Linked DNA regions of Homo sapiens: region 1 is linked to region 2. The links are chromatin contacts, found by Hi-C in ENCODE. All regions are on one chromosome and are shown on one strand. Each heading gives the region's core, a stretch centred on a gene start or an enhancer-like site at or near the end of the contact. The rest is flanking DNA. Distances are from core to core; before and after follow the strand shown.

The links. A loop is a pair of places that touch in the nucleus more often than their neighbours do. Pooled maps may share reads with other maps.
Region 1: a map of PC-3 shows a loop between it and region 2 (5-fold over the local background). The contact joins two enhancer-like sites. A Hi-C loop is called at or near these places in 2 of 168 maps with a recorded cell type or tissue (PC-3 and ascending aorta) and 5 of 50 pooled maps.

The regions. Positions count from the first base shown.
Region 1 is chr1:217,274,061-217,276,760 of GRCh38, reverse strand. No RefSeq gene overlaps it. Among named protein-coding and RNA genes, the nearest start is that of GPATCH2, 360 kb to the left of the region's middle. Within about 2 kb of position 1,345, at least 2 of the 41 ENCODE cell types and tissues checked have a DNase peak (open chromatin) inside an H3K27ac peak, as active enhancers do; they include PC-3, where a contact is called at or near this core.
Region 2 is chr1:217,027,987-217,030,686 of GRCh38, reverse strand. It overlaps a transcript of ESRRG not described here. Among named protein-coding and RNA genes, the nearest start is that of ESRRG, 310 kb to the right of the region's middle. Within about 2 kb of position 1,291, at least 9 of the 41 ENCODE cell types and tissues checked have a DNase peak (open chromatin) inside an H3K27ac peak, as active enhancers do; they include PC-3, where a contact is called at or near this core.

The DNA of each region.
Region 1 (2,700 bases), core at 96-2,595, 250 kb before region 2:
CAAATAAAAGGAATGAAGTACATAGGTTATATTGACAATTTAGAAAGTTAGAAGCTATTTAAATTGTAGGGAACTATAAAAAATATCCAAATAAGGGAGTCTTCATTAATATGTATCTCTGTGTTACTGATTGTTGTTTTACTGAAATACACCTTAATCTCTAGCCCAATAAAGCAGGAGTTAGACCAGTGATTCCTTTCTACTTTTTAGCAAGATCTTCCCACCCTGGTTTGAGGAGTACAATGAGGGTAAAGGATTAAAACAAATATTAGTTCATAGTGAGAAACCTGATGGGAAACTTTAGTTCTCTGAAACAGATTGTTTCTCATAATACCCAAGACAAGGTATCTGAAAATGAGTCTGGCTGGTGGGCCTATTTATAAAGTAGAACTTTTGATAAAAATGTATCTTGCAGCACATCTGGTTTGATTTAGCAAAGTCCACAGAAACAGTGCATTTGCCTTAGCAGCTTCATCTCTAGGGATTTGAGCAAAATGAATTATCCATGAATATTATCTAGACATAAATAATACAATGTTCTTGCCTTTATTAGCTACCTAAATCAGTAGTCATGAGCATTTATTTTTGATGTGTCATGTTACTTTTCTGATGAGTCATGTTACATTACATACTCTTTGGCAGGGAAGAGGCGTGTCATTTTGCTAAAATGAGTTGCAGCCGGACATTGAAACAACCCACAAAATAAAGTACCTCGTCAGAAAAATCACCTAATCAATAGTCCTAAAATATCAAACAGCTATGATGAAAAGTACAGAATGTTCACACTGTAAGCGAGCAAACAGTTCTCATCCTGTATACTTTTTACTCTGCAGTCTCTCCAATGAGCTGAAAAGGAAAGCCAAGTTTTCAGTTCCTAACACTCTCTTCCAATATATCACTCTATTTTAAAACAATAAATCACCTCCCTTTGCTCAAATGCTAAACAGCATATCATACTGACAAGAACCTGGCTTAGAGTCAGAAAAACTTAAGTTTTGAAACCTAGACGAGCCATTTACTAAATCCGTGACTTCAGCCAAGTTAGTTGAGTTCCCCCAGCTTCTCTATCTCATATGGAAAACTTTTTGGAGTTATCATGTGTTTTGAAAGATGTAACAGAAACAAAATGCCTAGCATAATGTTTGTGGAGTCAATGAATTAGTGGGGGCTACCCTGGTACTGGTTTCTTGCTACCCTGCCTTGTATAGATACATGAGCAGGATGCCTCTCTTCATGTGTCGTGATTATTCAATTCAATCAACAATCTGTTTCCCTTTTCAGAATATCCGTCATGAAACTGTGTGAAAAAGTGGCACAGGCCATAAACTATGAGTCAGAAACTACTAATCCTGTATGTTCAGAAATCAGTCATTTGATCTCTCTGGAATCCCATTTTCTCTACAGTATGTGGGAATTGAAATTCATTCTTAAGTTTCCTCCCAGCTCTGACTTGCTATAATATTATGATTTGAACTCTCAAGACAGACAAAACCAGATCAAAGATACTTTGGGTCCCTGATATTTCCTTTAAATAATAATATAAGCTGGTTATTTTCTAGTTTGTGAACCAGGCCTATTTGATGAAAGAATCTCATAGTCAGAAAGAAACTTATCTAGTGACATGCAGTCCAGGCCCACAAGAAGGGTATAAGTGAGTGGTCAAAGAGAAAATTATGTCAGATTTAATTGTGACTTCCTATCAGTGTAGAGAATCTCCTAGATATGTTGAAAAAGAAAACAAGTTCTTTTGTAGACAAAATGAAATTGAAATTATTTATAATGATGGCTAATAGATCTTTGTGACAAAAGTTTGATGATATTAACATGAAATGCTACAAATTAATGCTAACAGTAGGATGCTATCATATTACCATTATAATAGGTCTTTATAATAAATCGATATAATAAATAGGTAAATCATAGATATTTGATAGCATCAACTGTATTCAATATTCAGTATATTCTATGACTGACATATACACAAAACACAGTGTTTATTCTTTAAGGTAAAGCATTTCACACAAAAAGTGAACATTGATTTCCACTGAGTGAAGACTTTGCCTTTAAGAGGGATCACATTTTCTGAAACATTAGATTACACAATGTTGGGAACCATGAGGGAAAATGCTGCACTATTTAAAAGCTGTGTGGGTGGTAGACTTTAGTTTCCTGAGAAATTGGAGGACCTATTTCAGTTTCAGCATTCTGGGGAGGTGATGACTTGCTAATGGGTACTTACAGTCTTGGTAATAATGTGTGTAGTGGCACATGGGAAGCCTACTTTTATCTGTAAAATAAAAGGTAGTAAGAGTATCTATTTTATAGGATTGCTATGAGGATTAAAAAAGATATAGTTTTGCATATAGTAAGTACTCAATAAATGTAAGTTATTATTAGTAGTAATTATAACATACTACCAAGGAGTACTTGGAAGTGTCCTAGAAATCGAAGTTGCCAAAAGATCTCACATCCAGTTTAAATATGATATCTTCAACCGTATTAGTGGTTTTTTTTTCGTAGATACTAAACTAAAGCGATAAAGCAGTCTGTACCATGAGAATATTCTGTGTGTACTTTAGAGTTAAGAGCATTCTCAATGGAATGTAAGCTCTGGCATTTCCTTTTTTGAGAACTCATAGATTGGAAAGGGCTGGAATAAGGGCAGATTGTGGTACGTGGAACTGTTGGAGAAATGAGTAA
Region 2 (2,700 bases), core at 42-2,541:
GACAAATGCTCAGCCCATCTCCTTTAGTTTATTGACATATCAGTGAGCAAAGAAAAAAATAACAATGAAGACCTTAGAACTGGGAGAAGGCTTAGAGATCTTGTCTAACACTTTATTTTGTAAATGAGGAAGCTGGGGATCAGAAAGGCTAAGCGGTATGCTCAAGGTCACACAGCTAGGCTAGCAGCAGACCTCATACTATAACTCAGATTTCTAGACCTGCCAGTGGCCTTCCCACCACACTGTGAAGTTTTTCATAGTTAAACCTAAAAGGTAAAGTGGGATTAATGATTTTCTACCTGGGAGTCATAGGAAAATGGTTGAGTTTCGGGTAATGGTGGTCTGTTTATCCCATGCGTGGCTCAGTGTCTGGTTCTACTTATGGTCTGCTGCAAATCTGTGAAAGGTCTGGTTGGGAAGAGGGCTGTTATCTATGGCCACAGAGAAGAGTGAAGGGACAGGGAGGCTTGTGGTTTGATCACTTGGTTTATGGTCATGTCCATGAGAGAGAGAGACAAAGAGAAAGAAAAAGAGAAAGAGAAAGGGAAAGGGAGAGAAAGAATCTCTGTGTAGGCACTGCCTCCGCACCACCTTATTCTTTCTTTGACATGGTCAGCATCCCAGTAGAAGGTGGAATCTAGGGCTGTAGTACAGTGTGCTAGTGAGGATACCCAGCTTCGGTTTTTCTCTTTTCCCTGCCTGGGAAATGCCTGTCCCTGTGCTAAAGGGAGGGCTAAGCTGAGTAAATATTAGTTGTGTCATCAAAGCAAATGGAAGAAAGAGCGTTTCATTGCTTTATAAGTAACCTCAAACCCGCGCCTTTCCTTAGCCATTCCTTTCTTTTTGGTCAGCTGCGTTTTTATTTTTTGGACCTGACTCCTTTTCTTTTCACTTAAGGGAGTTGCAGACCAGCTAAAGAATGTTATGAATAGGAAAGGCCTGTAGTGCATTTAGCTTGGGAAAATATCCCCTAGAATAGATTGTTTCTGAGTCAAGTGTATAAATATTCTGGCTCAAGACTATACCCTTTTTCTTAATGAATTGGTCTGGCGGTAGTTAAAGCCAAGTGTGGTCTAGCAGAGTGCTCCAGAGAGAAAATTGAATGGACACAGAGCCCAGTCATAGTTTTCAACTTTATATAATGCGTTTCGCAACATATTAGAAAATTAACTTTATGACAACTGGCAGGACCTGTTGTGTAAGTCAGTCCATTTGGAAGCAGTTCAGTGTCTTTTCCTGCTTCACCTGGGCCTCCCTACTTAGTGAATTTTGAACACACAAACAGCAGCCGTGGGCCTGCTCAGTTTCCTGGTGAGTCATTCAAGTTTTTCTTCCCTTACGGTCGGTTTCTGAGCTAGTGAGTATAAAAAAAGGAATTTTTCATGGACTACTTTAAAAAACGACTGCTAATCAATTTTTCTTATTATTTTATGCCCTCTGCTTTTACACTACCCCCACCAGCTGGTTAATCATGCAAAAGCTGAACACTTCATTAGCTAGTACATGTTCGCCCATGGGCATTTCTGTAGTAAATTAGTTCTTTCTATTTATACAGGTAAGTCATGGCCAAAAGTCTTATAAGATGCCAAAGGTAAGGGTTAGAATTAATTTCTTCTTTTTTTTTTTTAAGTTTTTCAGAGAGCTCATTTTAAACTCTGAGCTGTAATGGTACACAATTACTTTTGAATTAAAGATAAATTAAAGATAAAGAGGGGTCCAGTGTTGTAGCATAGAGATGGCTAACATAGCTTTTGGTGCAATGCTTGCATTTCAGAAAGCAGGGGCATAAGGTGCAATACTTAGTATTTTTTCAAGGTAGGGCCTAGAAAACAATTGGGAAGAGGCTTTTTCAATGCAAGTACAAGGCAGGATAGAGGCTAGACAGAGCCATCAATGAATTCTGTGCTAGGGTTGGTGCCAGATGCCCATGTAATTAGGCATATAACCCATGCACAAACCTATGAACTACCTGTGTATTTTTTGCTATCTTGTGAAAACTTCCTGGAATTTGAAAATATTCTTTGCCAATTTTATTTTGTCAGAAAAACTACTTGTGTAATTGGAAGGAAATAGTGATGGTGGACTCCTAAAATGTGCTATTCCCAAAGACATAAAATTGAACCCAGAAATTTCTCTCACCCCTCTCCTGGGAGAAATTATTTTCACTAGGGGCTCTGCAATTTTGCAAATTCACCTAACAGGAAAAGCTCAGGCCCCTCTGAACTTGGCATCAAATATCTTGACATGTCTGTCCTCCAAAGCAGTATTGGACTTCTGTATTTACCAGCCACAATTCTTTGTAGGTATGAGGAGAGTTGCTGTCTCCAATGTGGGTTCTCTCAGTCTTTCCATTTTCTGTAGAGCCTTTTCAGCAGGAGCATCTTCTGGCAACACCTACTCTAGTTGTTCCTTGCATGTTTTAAGTCCTTCCAGGTCTATACATGGAGAGGTAATGGAGATAGAGGCTGAATTAATTTCTTCCATAAAGCTGAAGTAAGATGCTATTCTGTAAGACCGATATCCCTTTGTAGGTTATAATGAGAATGTACATGCACTGTGGAGGTGATGGGGTGGGGGCGTGTATAGAAATTCTAGACATGGGATCCAGAGGGAAATGCAAGGCCAAATCTGTGCGCCACTTGAGTTTTTGTGATTCTCGTGACAGTTTCTAGAAAATGGAATGAATTTCAGTTGATTGTT